2 separate regions of the Homo sapiens genome follow, and region 1 is linked to region 2. Evidence: read pairs that join two places in POLR2A ChIA-PET (ENCODE). Cell type or tissue: A673. All regions are shown on one strand. Each heading gives the region's core, and the rest is flanking DNA. Links, peaks and the distances in the headings are about the cores only. Region 1 overlaps KDM4B (lysine demethylase 4B). Region 2 has its middle 39 kb from the start of ZNRF4.

What was found. Peaks named below come from ENCODE experiments on the same cell type or tissue, not always from the same donor. Only the 100,000 strongest peaks of a DNase experiment are listed, where the experiment ranks them.
Region 1: POLR2A ChIA-PET joins it to region 2 with 6 read pairs; 1 of 35 experiments calls an interaction of 5 or more read pairs at or near these places.

Annotation. Positions count from the first base shown.
Region 1 is chr19:5,109,280-5,117,602 of GRCh38, forward strand. It overlaps KDM4B (lysine demethylase 4B), which reads left to right. Exons shown (of 23, transcript NM_015015.3): 10 at 1,343-1,539. Among named protein-coding and RNA genes, the nearest start is that of PTPRS-AS1, 64 kb to the right of the region's middle. RefSeq lists enhancers at 420-1,276, 1,739-2,248, 4,888-5,843, 5,844-6,798. In A673, for the core only: a CTCF peak has its summit at 486; a DNase peak (open chromatin) is centred at 4,132; H3K27ac peaks cover 4,436 bases.
Region 2 is chr19:5,412,149-5,420,471 of GRCh38, forward strand. No RefSeq gene overlaps it. Among named protein-coding and RNA genes, the nearest start is that of ZNRF4, 39 kb to the right of the region's middle. In A673, for the core only: no CTCF peak of the experiment used is centred there; a DNase peak (open chromatin) is centred at 4,823; H3K4me3 peaks cover 937 bases.

The DNA.
Region 1 (8,323 bases), core at 32-8,031, 300 kb before region 2:
CCTCCTGGGATCTGAGTGCCATGGTGGTAATCGCCGCTTGGGCATCTGGGTTCATGCCCTCTGGGGCCTGGCTTCTCTGGCCCCAAGTCCCTGAAATGTTGAGCATCACCAGGTCACCTGCAGAACATCCTTCCCAGTGCCCAGTGTGACCAAAGTGACGCAGCGGCAGAGCCACCAAGAACAGTGACCTGGGAAGGGCTGAGGGCGTGAGAGCGGCAGGTCTGCCCGGCAGGCAGCTGGAGGGGACTTCAACTCATCCTTGCCACTCGCTTGACGTTCCCAAACACAAGGGGCCATCCTATTGGGTGTTTGCTCAATTCCCCCAAGACCCCAGGCAAGCCGGCTGCAGCACATGGCACGTTAATGTCCTTTCTTAGCCGCTGAGTCCCTGAGCCTCCCAGACCCTCAGCATCTTCTTCGTTAACATTGTCGTCCCTCCAGCCCTGCAAGCTGGAGGCAGTCAGGTGAGGCGTGCGGGAGCCTGTGGGCCACCGTCGCCCTCGTGAGGCCTCCTGAGGAGGGGCCGTTGTCACATTCCGGGATTCCTGTTGGTTCTCTCAGCTCTTTGGGGACTGCTGTTGTCTCCCTTCTTCCCAGCCCTCTTGGAACGATTGCTGTTATAAAATACTCCGTATCCATTTTTACCTACCTGGGGGCACCCGCGTCTGACGGGAGGGAGATTTTTGCCTGGACCAACAGGAGGCATCTGAACCTCAGCCTCGCTGGTCTCTGGACAGCTGTGCGTGGGGCAGTGCCCAGTCCTGAACCTCAGGCCCCTCACTGAGCTGCGCCCAGCCCCCATTTCTCTTGGGTGTTTGCTCAGTGGCCGTTCCAACTCCGTGGAGGCAAACCAGGGACTCACAACTGGGGGATGCCGTTTCCTGACTTGTGATAGAAGTTCTAGAAACAGAGCAGGAGTGCTGGTGCACACCTGTAATCCCAGGGTTTTGGGAGACTGAGGCAAGAGGATCACTTGAACCCAGGAGTTCAAGACTAGCCTGAGCAACATAGCGAGACCCCATCTCTAAAAATTCTCTTAAGAATTAGCCAGATGTGGTGGTGGGTGCCTGTATTCCCAGCTACTTGGGAGGCTGAGGCGGGAGAATCGCTTGAGCCTGAGAGGTCGAGGCTACAATGAGCCATGATTGCACCACTGCACTCCAGCCTGGGCGACAGAGTGAGACCGTGTCTCGAAAAGAAAAATGTTCTAGAAGCGGAATGCTCAGCGGTGGGATGGGGTGTGGGAGGCCCGGGCCGTGAGCCCTACCTGCTCTGGGGTGGGGTGTGTGGAGCCAGCCGTCCAGGTGTGGCGCGAGGGCTCAGACCGTGTCCCCTGCCGCAGTGCACGTGCCGGAAGGACATGGTCAAGATCTCCATGGACGTGTTCGTGCGCATCCTGCAGCCCGAGCGCTACGAGCTGTGGAAGCAGGGCAAGGACCTCACGGTGCTGGACCACACGCGGCCCACGGCGCTCACCAGCCCCGAGCTGAGCTCCTGGAGTGCATCCCGGGCCTCGCTGAAGGCCAAGCTCCTCCGCAGGTGAGTTGCCAAGGGACTGCCGCGTGACTGCCCAGCATCACGGGGGGTGGCCCTGCTGGGTGGCCCAGGCCCCTTCCCACTGGCAGGGGCTCCGGGCCGTGTCCCACTCCTCCCTTTCTTCCTATTCCCACCCCGCCTCCTCTTTCGTCCTCCTCCTCCTGTTCTGTTTCTCCTCCAGTCTGAGGCACAGTGTTTTCTCGAGGCCTCGCTTTGCTGGGGTGGGTGGGCTCTGCTCTGGCGGGCAGCGTCTGTGCCGTTCACACCCGCGGGCTCCCCATACTCCCTGTCATGTCCCCGCCAGGAGGCTGACCCTGGGTGGCCCCAGGCCCCGTGCCATTGCCTCAGCAGAGCCACCAGCCACATGGCTCCCTGTCCCTCTCACTCACCGCATTTCTGCTGTCCGGCTACTCGGGCCCCTCCCTGGCGCTGAGAGCAGTCGGGTTCCCTGCAAGGACTCAACGGGGCATCAGGTGGGGCTGCTTGGATTTGAGATCGTGGAGAGGATTTCAGAAGGCCGGCCCCGGGGCGTGACCCTGGATGCCCTCCTCCCACTCAGAACCCCTCCCTGCGTATCGCCGCACAGACCCTCCCAGCCAGGTATCTGGTGTCCGCCTGGAGGAGAGGCCAAAGCATCTGCAGCCTCTTGGCTTCTGACCACAAGAGGCCATGGGGACACGGAGGCAGGTCCCGGCCTAGGAGGAGATCCACTTCATGCCCAGAGTGAAGGCGAGCACCGGCCTCCCCAGCCCCTCCTCTGGGAAGTGTCCAGGCTTCCAGGGCTCTGAGCTGCCCTTGGCACAGTTGTCGACAGATCTCACTCCTGTTTGGTGCCCAAGGAACATTCAGGGAGCCCCTGAGCATGAGCTGGAGCCGGGAGGGACGGCACAGAGTGGGCTCAGCCAACTCCTCCGGGGAAGGGCCAGAGAGCAAACATTTGTGACTTGGCGACTTTGCAGGCCAGGCCTCCTGTGTCTCGACGTCTCGACTCCGCATGGCAACTCAAGACCCTTGCAGATGATAGACAGCGAAGAAATGCGCGTGGCTGTGTCCGTGAAGCTTTGTTTACAGACCCTGAAATCCAGATCTCATGATTTTTACATGCTACCAAATACGATAATTTTTCTGTTTTGAGCCACTTAAAAATGTGAACATTGGCCAGGCACGATCGCTCACACCTGTAATCTCTGCACTTTGGAGGCCAAGGAAGGAGGATTGCTTGAGTCCAGGGGTTTGAGACCAGCCTGGGCAACATATTGAGATGCCATCTCTACAAAAAATTTAAAAATCAGCTGGGTGTGGTGGTGTGCGCCTGTGGTCCCAACTACTGAGAAGGCTGAGGCAGGAAGATCACTTAAGCCCAGGAGGTCAAGGCTGCAGTGAGCCGAGATTGTACCACTGCACTCCAGCCTGAATGACAGAGCAAGACCTTGTCTCTCCAGGAAAACAAACAAACAAACAAAAAAACATGTAAACACTGTTCCTAGCTTGTGGGTCGTACCCAGACAGGCTGCTGGCAGGTCTGGTCTTTGAGCCAACAGTGGTGGCCTTGGTGTGGGGGCAGCCTCCCCCTTCCCTTTGAGCAGTGACCTTCCCTCTGCAGCCATCCAGTCTCTGCTGCCTTGATCTTGTCCCAGCTGGCGATGGATGGTGCCCACTCGAGACCCAGCCACTGAGCACCAAGGTTGGGGGCGGCTCAGCCTTGGCCCCCCACCACGCTCTGCAGAAACAGGCCTTGGAACTGGTTTCTGAAAAGTCACTTCTGGTCCAGAACCTTCTCCTCTAAATGGGCGCCTTCTTTTTCAACACGTCCATCTGTCTGTGAGTCTGGGACTCCTGGGCGGTCTGGGCATCTGTCTCGGCCTCCTCTGTCTTCCCCACCTCGCGGCCTCTCTCGGAGAATGTTCCCTCTGCCCCGAGTGTTTTCACAGCCCCTCCTGACAGCCCTGCCAAGGTGAATCTGTCTCTTCTGCTCTTGTTCTGTCCTTTTGATTTCCTGCCTCCTGTGTGCTCCTCATGAAGAGCTGCCTCCTGGTGAGGCTACTCCAGGCGGCCCCCGCAGCACAGAGCTCGTGCACCCCAGCTCCCAGGCCCAGCCAGACGTGCTATTTGCATAATGGTTAATTGATTGTGGCTCAGGCTAATTGGTCAACAGAGTGGATTGCCAATAAACCGGCACCACGTTCCAGGAGTGGAATGGGACTAGAGGCCGTCTAAATTGCCTGCCAGGAGGAGATGCGGAAGCCGCTGCGCTCACCGCTGCTTGGAACCTTCTTTGCACGCAGGAAGTGGACCCCCCAGAACCAGCCCTTGCGTGGCCTGGCCTGGCCTCCCTGCCCCGGCCACCCCCTCACTTCTAGTCACGACCTGCTCCTCCCAGGAGCCCCCTCCCGCCCTCTCCCGCGCCGCCATCCTGGGGGCTGCCTTCACCCAGCAGCAAGCCTGAATAACAAATGAAGTCAGCTTCCCAAGGATATAATTTTCTTGAAAGCCTTCAGTATGTAAAACAAGGCTGATTCACTTTTTTTTTTTTTTTTTAAAGTCATTGGGGGTGCTTTTCTCTGGAGAGGCAGATGGGTGACTCACGTTCCAAAGCCCAAGCTGCCCCTCCCTCCACCAGGGAGGTGGTCGGTTCCCCCCTGAGCAGTGCCCTCTCCACGTGGCCTGCCTTTTCCCCTGAGCCAGGCTCCCTCCCTGAGGGCATATCTTGGGGCCAGGGCAGCCCTGTCTGAGCATCTGTGGCTCAGGCTGGATCGGGAGACACAGTGGACTGGCTCTGTCTCCCAGACAAGGGGCTTGTGGACACAGGCGGGATCCTTCTCTGGTTGGGGGAGCATCCTGGGCCCTGCAGGGTAATGAGCAGTATCCCTGGCCTCCACCCACTCCATGCCAGGAGTGCCCCAAGTCGTGACAACCACAGATGTCCCTAGACATCGCCCAGTCCCCCGCGTGGGAACCCCTGCCCTAGACCAAGGGATGGCATCAGGGTGGGCGCCATGCCCTCACCCCCGTGCAGTCCAGCCTTCCCTGCCCTCGGCGTGGCTGTGGGATGGCCCTCATGTGTTTACCAGGTGCCCCATGGGGTGCGGATGGTTCGGCACAGCTGCCTGAGCTCAGAGGACACGGCCTACTCCCTGCTCGCCACCTTACATGGGTCTCTTCCAGAACTAAATCTCGTTGAGCGAGCGTTGGGGGCTGTTTGTATTCTTCCCCCTGATGGATGGGTCGCCTAAAACTGCAGCCTGGCTCCTGGCGGGTGCCCTCAGCCTCCCCACTCCCGGTGGCGCTGTGCGTTCTGGTGCCCTGCCTGAGCCGGAGCCCTCACAGTGCTCTCTGGCACCCACGCGACGCTCCTCCATGCAAACTCTTTCCACGCGAGAAGCGCCATGTGCACGTGCTCCAGCAGGTACGCGCTCCCTGCAGGACATCTGTGCACCCGCCTCACCACAGCCTCCCTGGCCCACTGCTGCTCTGTGAGCCCGGCTGGGCCCAGGCCTCGTCTCCCCTACCCCTCCGAGCTCGGTGCTGCCTGTCCCCTCCTGCTCTGCCTTGGCCTGTCGCCCCTGCGCCAGTGCAGGACACCGCCACGCCTCTGGCCCCGACTCCTGCCAGGGCTGCCACGGCTGCCACACCCCAGCTGCATTCCTGAGCCCTCCCCACCAACAGGGACCTCAGCCCTCAGGGACAGAACCTCACGAGCACAGGGACCTGCCAGCCCCTGCAGGGAGTGCGCAGCCTCAGGGACTCACTTGCTGTCTCCTGTCTCTTTCCTAGAGCTGCCCTTCATTTTCTCAAAGGTGAAATTCCTCAGCACAGGGTCTAGTCTTGGGGGTGGGGAGCACTGGGCCACTTTGGGTCGGGGGTGGGCGGCTCTGAGGGCTCAGCCTGGGGCCAGCCTCCCAGTCCTCCCCACCTTGTGAGAAGCCCTGAGCCAGCGCGGCACTGAATGCTGATGGTCCCACTCTGGGTGCTGCAGGTGCCCTGTGTTACTGGGTGACAGGGCCAGAGGCCGTCCACCCCGCCTCCTGCCATACAAGCTGCAAAGGACACCTGCTTCCACCTTGGAAATATTAGTGCAGTTATCTGGACTATGTCCCGACATTTGGCTCATAGGAATGAGCCCAGCGGCGTCCAGTTAAGCCTGGCAGGCTAAGTGCTTATTTATCTCCACTCTCTCCTGAAACGCCACTGAAACACCAGAGAGTGAAGTGCAGAGAACGGGAGAGGGGGCAGTGGCAGCTGAGCACGTCTCCAGGCTTTGAAAAGCAGGGAAGGGTGGGCAGGAGACCCCATGGGCCGGCAACCAGGAGGACAGCCAGCAGGGAGCAGCTGGGCTGCACCATGGGGCCACAGAAAGACACAGTGGGCAGACATGGGCAGCTCCTGGAGGGCTGCAGGGGGAATGTACCACGGGGCCTCAGAAAGACACAGCGGGCAAACATGGGCAGCCCCTGGGGGTGCTGGGGGGATGTGGGGGCAACCAGCAGAAGACAGTGGGTGGCTCTGGGCAGAAGGGAGGCGCCTTCCTGGGGTCAGCAGTGGGGCCCAGCTGCCAGCCTCACATCCCCCCAACCCCCAAGGCCAGGAGAGACAATAGAGGGGGTGGGGGTCCTCTGCCAGAGAACAAAGGGGCCCAGTGGAGCAAAGCCACATATGCTGATACTGGGGCTCTCCTAAAGTCACAGGCTCCTGCCCTCAGCAGCCCCTGCCACTGCCTTCACCAGGCCCAGCTCACACACGGCTTGGCACCGTGCACAGAGGGATCAACGGCCAGGGGACCCGACACATTGGAGGCTGCGCTCCCATGACAAAGGCAGGGCCTGCACAGCAAAGAAGGGCAGAGCTCCGAGGAAAGAGGATGCAGTGAGTGCAGGGCCCTGGAGTGGGCCGGGACTTTGCATTATGGAAAAAGAGCCATTGCTGTGAAGAAGAAACATTCCAGGAACGAGTGGCTCTCGGATGTTACCATCTAGAGAAGAGACAAGCCCACAGTGGATTGGGAGGCCCTTGAAGAATCCCCTCCCACAGCACTGACAGACAGAGCTGGAAGATAGGAAGGATCAGGAAGTCAGAGGCGTAGTCTAGGAAATCTAGCCCCTGATAGGAGTTTCAGAAAAAGAAAAGTGTCCCGGGACCCAAAGGCTTTGCATTTCCAGGTTAAAAAGTCCACCAGAAAGTCCGCCCAAGAATGGAAATTACCCAAACCACAATGCATCGCTGTGAAATTTCACAATTCCTGGATTAAACAAAGGCCCTGAAAGCTTCCAGAGCAAACAGATCACATAAACAGCTCACCAGACTGGGGCTGGGCATGGTAGCTCATGCCTGTGATCCCAGCACTATGGGAGGCCAAGGCAGGAGGATCACTTGAGGCCCAGAGTTCGAGGTCAGCCTGGGCAACATAGCAAGACCACATCTCTAAAAAAAAAAAAAAAAAAAAAAAAAAAATTATAAAGAATAGGAGACTCTGTTAGCATTGGATTTACAGTCATAATGCCACAAGCTAAAAGACAAAGGAAAAAGGCCTTCAAAAGTCAGAAGAGGAATAATTCTCCCCAAATCTTTTACCTAGCCAAATTGTCAAGAAATGTGTGAGGGGAATAAGGATCTTTTTAGACACACAGAGTCTCGTATTCCACCTCCTTTCTCAGGAAGCTGCTGCAGGATGTGCTCCAGCTAAACAAGGATGTAAATCGAGAAAGCCATGGGGTTGAGGAAACAAGATCTAACCCAGGAGAGTCAAGGGGAGTCTCAAGATCATGGGAGAAGGAACCAAGACCCCCAGGGGTGTCATGGAGAGAAGGGGACACCCTGCATAGGAGACCACAGCAGGAGTTTAAGAGCAATGGCAGGGAGCTCAGAGATACCAAGGAAGCTAGGCGTCCAAAGCAGGAGGCCAGTTCCAGACCCCAGGGTGGGGGCAGGGAATGCGGCCCGAGTTGCTCTGTGGCTCATGGATGCACAATGTTTATGGGGCATAAAAGCGTAAACGTGGAATTTGGCTGCAATGGAAGACGGTGGCAGGTGCAGGGAGAGAAGGGGACGGTCATGGAGGCGAGCAAGGATGGCCACACCCTCAACACCTGTGCCGGGAGCCAGACCCAGAAACAAGCATTGGGTGCAGAAACACGCGAAGGGGGATGAAGATGTCAGGGTCAGGAAGAGGCGTGCTCTTAGGACCCCACAGATGCCCCAAGTGATGGCTGCCCCTCTGCCGTGGGCTGTGCCCCCCTTGCTGTGTCTGTGCCGCCCTTGCTGTGTCTGTGCATTGAGCCCTACCCAGTTCCATGTAGTGTGGGACCCAGGGGTCTCAGCCTGGCACTACTGCAGGTAGGAAAGGGCTGGGCTGCAAGGATGAGGCCCCAGAGCTCTGGTTGGGCACCAGGACAGTTCTGGGGCCCTCTGGGGCAGACACAGTAAGGCTTGAAGGCCGTGGGGGTGCCCCTGGAAGGCTGCAGCAGGGGAGGGCCATGGTCGGAAGCGACCTCTAGGGTGAGTTTTCAGGGTGGGGGTGGAGGGAGGGACTGCAGTGGGTGGGAGAAGGGGCTGTGGAGCTGGGGGCAGCTGAGGCCAGGTGAGCGGCATGGGAGGGCGCCCTTCTGCTGGTGCTGTCTGGGACCAGGGCGGGTCCACTGTGGGATCCCGGCCCTACAGCCCTGGGGCATTCCCAGACCAGGAGGGCAGCCCACCTTGGGATGACAGTGGTGACAAGAGCCAGTTGCACCCCAGCGCCGGTCTGAAGCTTCCTCCTCCTGAGCCTGCTGTCTCCATCTGGGGCAGGCACCCA
Region 2 (8,323 bases), core at 69-8,068:
CAGCTAATTTTTTGTATTTTTAGTAGAGGCAGGGTTTCACTGTGTTGGCCAGGTTGGTTTTGAACTCCAGACCTCAAGTGATCCTCCTGCTTCTGCCTCCCAAAGTGCTGTGATTATAGGCGTCAGCCACCACGCCTGACCCCATGCAAAATCTTAAGGATAAATGTTGATAGCAGTATTATTGATAACAATTCAAAAAGTGAAAACAATCTGACTCTCCATCAACTGATGAACAGAAAAGCCAAACGTGGTCCGTCCACACAATGGAATGTGTTTGGCCATGAAAAGGAATGAAGCCCTGGTATAGGTTACAACGTGGGTGAACCTTAAACACATCATGCTCTGTGAAAGAAACCAGACACAGGCCAGGCACGGTGGCTCACGCCTGGAATCCCAGCACTTTGGAAGGCCGAGGTGGGTGGATCAAGAGGTCAGGAGTTCAAGACCAGCCTGGCCAAGATGGTGAAACCCCCATCTCTACTAAAAATACAAAAATTAGCCGGGCGTGGTGGCAGGTGCCTGTAATCCCAGCTACTCGGGAGGCTGAGGCAGGAAAATCGCTTGAACCCGGGGGGTGGAGGCTGCAGTGAGCCGAGATCGTGCCACTGCACTCCAGCCTGGGCAGAGCAAGACTCTGTCTTAAAAAAAAAAAGAAAAGAAAAAGAAAGAAAAGAAAGAAAGAAACCAGACACAAAGGCCACATATTGTATGATCTTGCTCATATGGAATTTCCAGAACGGGCAAATCCAGACACAGAAAGTGGACTTGTGAGTCGTGGTGGCCAGGGGCTGGGGAAGAGATTGGGAGTGATTACTAATTTGGTTTCTTTTTTGTTTGTTTGTTTTGTTTTGTTTGTTTGTTTTGAGACAGAATCTCACTGTGTCGCCCAGGCTAGAGTGCTGTGACATGATCTCTGCTCACTGTAACCTCCGCTTCCTGGGTTCAAGCAATTGTCCTGCCTCAGCCTCCAAAGTAGCTGGGATTAAAGAACCCGCCACCATGCCTGGCTAATTTTGTATTTTTAGTAGACACGGGGTTTTGCCAATGTTGGCCAGGCTGGTCTTGAACTCCTGACCTCAGGTGATCTACCTGCCTCGTCCTCCTAAAGTGCTGTGATTACAGGCGTGAGCCACCGCGTCCAGCCTAATTGGTTTATTTCTTTCCCTTCCTTCCTTCCTTCCTTCCTTCCTTCCTTCCTTCCTTCCTTCCTTCCTTTCTTTCCTTTCTTTTCCTTCTTTCTTTCTTCTTTCTTTTTTACAGAGTCTCGCTCTGTCATCCAGGCTGGAGTGCAGTGACGCGATCTCGGCTCACGGCAACATCCGCCTCCCAGGTTCAAGTGATTCTCCTGCCTCAGCCTCCCGAATAGCTGGGACTTCAGGTGCGTGCCACCACACCCAGCTAATTTTTATATTTTTACTAAAGACAGGGTTTCACCATGTTGGCCAGGATGGTCTCGATCTCTTGACCTCATGATCTGCCCACCTTGGCCTCCCAAACTGCTGGGATTACAGGCGTGAGCCACTGTGCCCGGCCCTAATTGGTTTCTTTTAGGGTGACTAAAATATTCTAGGTCGGGCATGATAGCTCATGCCTGTAATTCCAGCACTTTGGGCGGCCAACGTGGGAAGATCACTTGGGGTCAAGAGTTCGAGACTAGACTAGCCAACATGGTGAAACCCTGTTTCACTAAAAATACAAAAATTAGCCGGGCGTGGTGGCGCGCGCCTGTAGTTACAGCCACTCGGGAGGCTGAATCGAGAGAATCACTTGAACCCGGGAGGCAGAGGTTGCAGTGAGCCAAGATCATGCCACTGCACTCCAGCCTGGGTGACAAGAGTGAGGCTCTGTCTCAATAAAGTATAACATAGAACATTCTAAGATTATATTGTAAAGATGGTTGCACATCATCTCAGCTCTGTGAATTTACTAAAAACCACTGAATTATATACTTCAAATGGGTGACTTGTATGATATGGGAATTATTTCAATAAAGATGTTTTTAAAAAAAGTAAAAAATGAGTACAGAGAGATCTCTTGTGCCTTTAACCAGCTTCCCCCAATGGTGACATCTTACAATATCATAAACGGGAAATGAACATTAACATAATCCATCAACCTTATTCAGACTTTGCTGGTTTATGTGCACTCATTTGTGTGTGTGTGTGTGTGTGTGTGTGTGTGTGTGTGTGTGTCCATGCAACATTTAGATGTGTAGTTTCACAATCAGGACACACAACACATTCCATTATGAGGATGTTCTGTGCTGCACTTTTTTTTACGTCACAACCATCTCTCTCTTCCTCCTACCTGAAAACCCTTACCATTCTTCATCTTATAATTCTGTCATTTCAGGAAGCCTGTATCAGTGGAACCGCATGCTCTGTAACCTTCAGCTTTTGTTGTTGTTGTTATGTATTTCTTTTTAATTACGTGGGTACATCGTGGTGTATATATATTTATGGGGTACATGAGCTATTTTGGTGCAGGCATGCAACGTGTAATAATCACATCATGAAAAACTGGGCATTCATCCCCTGAAGCATTTATCTTTCATGTTAGGAGCAATCCAATTATACCTTTATAGTTATTTTATTTTGTTTTATTTAATTTTATTTTGAGATGGAGTCTCACTCTGTTGTCCAGGCTGGAGTGCAGTGGCACAATCTGGGGTCACTGAAACCTCCTCCTTCCAGCTTCACACAATTCTCCTGCCTCAGCCTCCCAAGTAGCTGGGATTACAGGCACCTGCCACCACGTCCAGCTTATTTTTGTATTTTTAGAAGAGACAGGGTTTCGCCATGTCATCCATGCTGCTCTTGAGCTCCTGGGCTCAAGCGATCCTCCCACCTCTGCGTCCCAAAGTGCTGGGATTACAGGTGGGAGCCACCCCGCCTGGCCTCTTTTTGTCATTTTAAAATGTACAATTAAGTTATTATTGACTGGCTGGGCACGGTGGCTCAAGCGTGTAATCCCAACACTTTGGGAAGCTGAGGTGGGAGGATCACTTGAGCCCAGGAGTTCAAGACCAGCCTGGATGACATGGCAAAACCCCTTCTCTACCAAAATAACTACAAAAATTAGCCAGGTTTGGTGGTGCATGCCTGTAGTCTCAGCTACTCGGGAGGCTGAGGTGGAAGGATCACTTGAGCCTGGGAGACAGAGGTTGCAATGAATGGAGATCACGCCACTGCATTCCAGCCTGGACAACAGAGTGAGATCCTGTCTCAAAAAAATACATATATTATTGACTATAGTCCCCGCGTTGTGCTATCTTACTAGGTCTCTTACTCATTCATCCTTTTTTTCTTTTTTGGACCTATGAACCATCCGTTGGACCTCACCACTCCACTCCTCTATAACCTTTGAAGACTGGCTCTTGTCATTTCAGCACAGCTCCCGTGAGAGCCAACCTAAGTTGCTGCGTTTCTCAATAGTTCCTTCCTGTTCATTGCTAAGTAGAATTCCACGGTCTGGATGGAGCACAATTTGTTTAACCGTTCACCTGTTGAGGGCCATTTAGGTTGCTTCCAGCATTTGGCCATTTTAGAAGGAAGCTGCTCTGAACATTCACTTCTGGGTTTTTTTGTTTGTTTTTTGTTTTTTGAGACAGAGTCTCCCTCTGTCACCCAGGCTGGAGTGCAGTGATGTGATCTCAGCTCACTGCAACCTCCGCCTCCCAGGTTCAAGCAATCCTCTGCCTCAGAGTCTGGAGTAGCTAGGACTACAGGTGCCCGCCACCACGCCCAGCTAATTTTTGTATTTTTAGTAGAGACGGGGTTTCATCATGTTGGCCAGGCTGGTCTCGAACTCCTGACCTCAAGTGATCTGTCCGCCTCGGCTTCCCAAAGTGCTGGGATTACAGGCGTGAGCCACTGCTCCTGGCCCCACTTCTGGGTTTTTATATGAACATAAGTTTTCATTTCCCTGGGATATAAATGCCCAAGAATGTAATTCCAGGGTCATATGGTAAGTGCATGGTTTGTTTTGTACAACAAAACAAAACACAGTACAGCAAACAGAACAAAACGAAATCCTGCCACACTCTTTTTCCACAGTGGCTATACCATTTCACATCTCTGCCAGCAACATAGGACTGAGTGATCTATTTGGTCTTCATCCTTGCCAGCATTTGATGTGATCAACTTTTTTTTTTTTAATTTAGCCATTTTGATGGGTATGTAGTGATACCTCATTGTGGTTTGGATTTGCAGGTCCCTGGTGGCTAATAACTTTGAACATTCTTTCATGTACCCATTTGCCATCTGTATCTCCTCTTCAGTGAAATGTCAGTTTCCGTCTATGTCCATATTTTAATTGGGTTGTTTGTTGGTTTTTGTTTTTTTTTTCTGGAGATGGAGTCTCGCTCTGTTGCCCAGACTGGAGTGCAGTGGTGCTATCTCAGCTCACTGCAACCTCTGCCTCCCAGGTTCAAGCAATTCTCCTGACCTTAAGTGATCCGCCTGCCTCAGGCTCCCAAAGTGCTGGGATTACAGGCGTGAGCCACTGTGCCCAGCCTAGACCTCTTTATATATTCTAGATACAAATTCTGTGTTGGCTATGTGATTTGCAAGTAGACTCTTCCAAACCATAGCTTGTCTTTTCACCCTCTCTAACGGTATAGTCTTTTGCATAGAGCAGAAATCATTAATTTGGATGAAGTCCAATTCATCAGTTTCTTCCTTTATGGCTCATTCTTGGGTGTCATCCCTAAGAACTCTTTGCTTAACCTCATGTCTTAAAGATTTTATTTTGTTTTGTTTTAAGGAGCAGAGAGTTCAATAGGCAAGAAGGAAGAGGAAAGAAGGAAGCAGCTCCCTATAGAGACACAGCAGGAGGGGAGGCTCCAAAGCCAAGAGAGGAGACCCTATTGAAGATTTTTTTCTCATGTTTTCTTCTACATTTTACATGTAGACCTGTGTGATCCCTTTTTTTTTTTTTTTTTTTTTTTTTTTTTGAGACCGAGTCTCGCTCTGTCTCCCAGGCTGGAGTGCGGTGGTGTGATCTCAGCTCACTGCAACCTCCGCCTCCCGGGTTCAAGCGATTTTCCTGCCTCAGCCTCCTGAGTAGCTGGGATTACAGGCATGCATCACCACGCCTGGCTAATTTTTGTACTTTTAGTAGAGATGGGTTTTCACCATGCTGGCCAGGCTGGTCTTGAATTCCTGACCTCAAGTGATTCACCCACCTCGGCCTCCCGAAGTGCTGGGATTACAGGCCTGAGCCACCGTGCCTGGCCCCTGTGATCCGTTTTGAATTCCATTCTGAATGTAAAAAATAGCAGAAGCGGGTTTGATTCGGGGGACCCTAGGGAGCCAATGAGGGTTCTTGAGTGAGAGAAGATACAGTTGGCAAGAAGAATCAGGTGAGTAGACTCAAGTAGCCCATGACAGCCTCGCTCTCAGCCTCAGTCTCCCCCCACCGGCAAACTAACGAGACCAGAAGATCTCTAAAGTCCGCTGTCATCAAATGAGGCCACCTCCCTGGACGTTTGTCCCCATATTCCCTGCGCCTCTGGAGCAGACTCAGGTCAAACCCCAGCGCCTGCACAACGTGTGTGAGCCTCTGTGTCCCAGTGCTTTGATCTTAAGAGTGACTCAGTGGGACAGCGCCGAGAGCTCACTCGACCCCAAAAAACTGTGGCTCTTTTTTCTCTCAGACGGCAAAATCAGGTCATATTTCAATTCCAGTCATTCTCCTTCATATATAAAATGTGCCAAGAACCACTTTCCCGAAAATCTAAATTGAAAGTAAATAGCACGGGGGACAATTCTCGGTGATAAAACTGCGGATTCTGGAGCTTCTTGGGATAATATTTATTCTCCCTTCTTGCTAATGGCTCCAGCTGCCTCCCCAGGTTATTAAAGTAATGCGTTTGCTTAACCTGACTGGGGCCGCATCCCACCCTGGGCTGATTGGGCCCCGCGTGAAGCCCCCCGCCACCCCCCTCCACCGGACAATTATATTAACGGCTGCTGGTTTGCAATTACTATAAATCAGAAAGCGCGTCGGCCTGGGTTTGTTTTTCTTTATTGAAAATGTTTAAACCTCATGCATTGCAAATATCACCGCCTCAGACCGGGATTTAACTCTTTCCTTGAGACTTGGAGGTACAGCTCTGGAGGGCTTTGCTGGGGATAGTGCTAGGATAATCCCTGCTTTCTGAGATGAGGAAATTGAGGCTCAGAGAAGGAATGCCATTTGCCTGGGGTCACACAGCTGGTGGGTCACTGCACTGAAACGGCACTGAGTTTTTTGTTTGTTTTTTTCATGCCTGATGAAGTTACATTCTTTGTGGCAAATATTTAAAAATGTTGAGATCTGTTATCTCAGCAAAAACCACCCCCAGTTCTGCGGGGGTGGGTGGGTGTGTGGGTGGGATATATCCTTCCAGAGATTTTTTTTTCTATGCATATATATTCTGGCATGCACCAAATGAATGCAGGTTTAATGAATTATGCCTTCCATAAGCACCGAGGTGTTTATTGAGCACCTACTGTGTGCTGGGTGCTGTTTTATGTGCTGGGGATACAGGAAGCAAAACAGGCTTATCTGCCGGTAGTTTCAAGCATAGGGGACAGCCAGGGCAAGGACCCTGAGGCTGGCTCTTGCCTGGCACACAAAGGGGCGAATAAGCACAGGCGTGGAGAGTGCAAGGGGCAAAGGCAGGGAGGGTGAAAAGAGCATTCCGTGTGGAATCAGAGGGAGAGGAGAGGGCTTCATGGAGCTCTCCAAGGTAGAGTGCTGAGGTTTGCTGAGGATGTGGGTGGGAGGAAGAGGAGGCAGGGAGACCCCAAGATTCCCTCTGAGCAGCTACAAGGGCTGACCTCAGCTGAGATGGGGAGATGCAAGAAGAGCAGTTTAGGGGGTCCGGTGCAGCCCGACATGGCTGTGTTGAGTGTGAAATGCCCATCAAGGCCAAGTTTGGAGCTGGCGGAGGCCCAGACTGGAGACAGGACTGTGGGTATCAGTGGGTGTAGATGGGTTTAGAGCCCCGAGAGTTAATGAGGCCGACCTGGAAGGGTGTGGATAGAGGAGCAAAGAGGCCTGAGAACCCAGCCCTTGACCAGCAATGGACAGAGAGAGGGACAGAAGAGGGACCCAGAGAGGTAGAAGGAAAGGCCAGTGTTTCCAGGAGGGGCGGGGCACCAGCCGGTCAGACGCCGTCCAGAGGGACGAGGAATAGGATGGGGCGGGTCAACGCTGACTTCTGTCAGAGGCGTTTGAACCAGGACAACTCCATCTTGGATAGGGACTGGGTAAAATAAGGCTGAGACCTACTGGGCTGCATTCCCAGACAGTTAGGCATTCTAAGTCACAGGACGAGATAGCAGGTCGGCACAAGGTACAGGTCATAAAGACCTTGCTGATAAAACAGCTTGCAGTAAAGAAGCCGGCTAAAACCCACCAAAACCAAGATGGCGACAAGAGTGACCTCTGGTCTTCCTCACTGCTACACTCCCATCAGCACCATGACAGTTTACAGATGCCACGGCAACGCCAGAAATTTACCCTCTATGGTCTAAAAAGGCGAGGCATGAATAATCCACCCCTTGTTTAGCATATCATCAAGAAAGAACCATAAAAATGGGCAACCAGCAGCCCTCAGGGCTGCTCTGACTATGGAGTAGCCATTCTTTTATTCCTTTACTTTCTTAATAAACTTGCTTTCACTTTATGGATTCACCTTGAATTCTTTCTTGTGCGAGATCCAAGAACCCTCCCTTGGGACCTGGATCAGGACCCCTTCGGGTAACACTTTGACAAGGGCAGCTTCAGTGGCGGAAGGTGTGAGAGGCCAGGCTGATGGGTGGAGAAGGCTCAGGAGAAAGAAAGAGAACAGAAGTGCAGACAGTGAGTGTAGACAACTCAATCTCCAGGAGTTTGGCCATAAAAAGAGGCAAGGAGGTCGGGCGTGGTGGCTCACACCTGTAATCTCAGCACTTTGGGAGGCCAAGGTGGGTGGATCACCTGAGGTCAGGAGTTCAAGACCAGCCTGACCAACATGGTGAAACCCCGCCTCTACTTAAAAATACAAAAATTAGCTGGGCATGGTGGTGTGCGCCTGTAAGCCCAGCTACTCGGGAGGCTGAGGCAGGGGAATTGCTTGAACCAGGAGGCAGAGTTTGCAGTGACCCAAGATCACGCCACTGCACTCCAACCTGGACAACAGAGCAAGACTCCATCTCAAAAAACAAACAAAGAGGCAAGGATATGGTTGGTCACCGGAGGGGGATGTGGAAGTTTACTTTTTCCCTATAAGATGGGACCTGCCCAGCAGAGCCAGAAGATGTTACCGAAGAGAAAGGGCCAAGTGCTGAAGCCA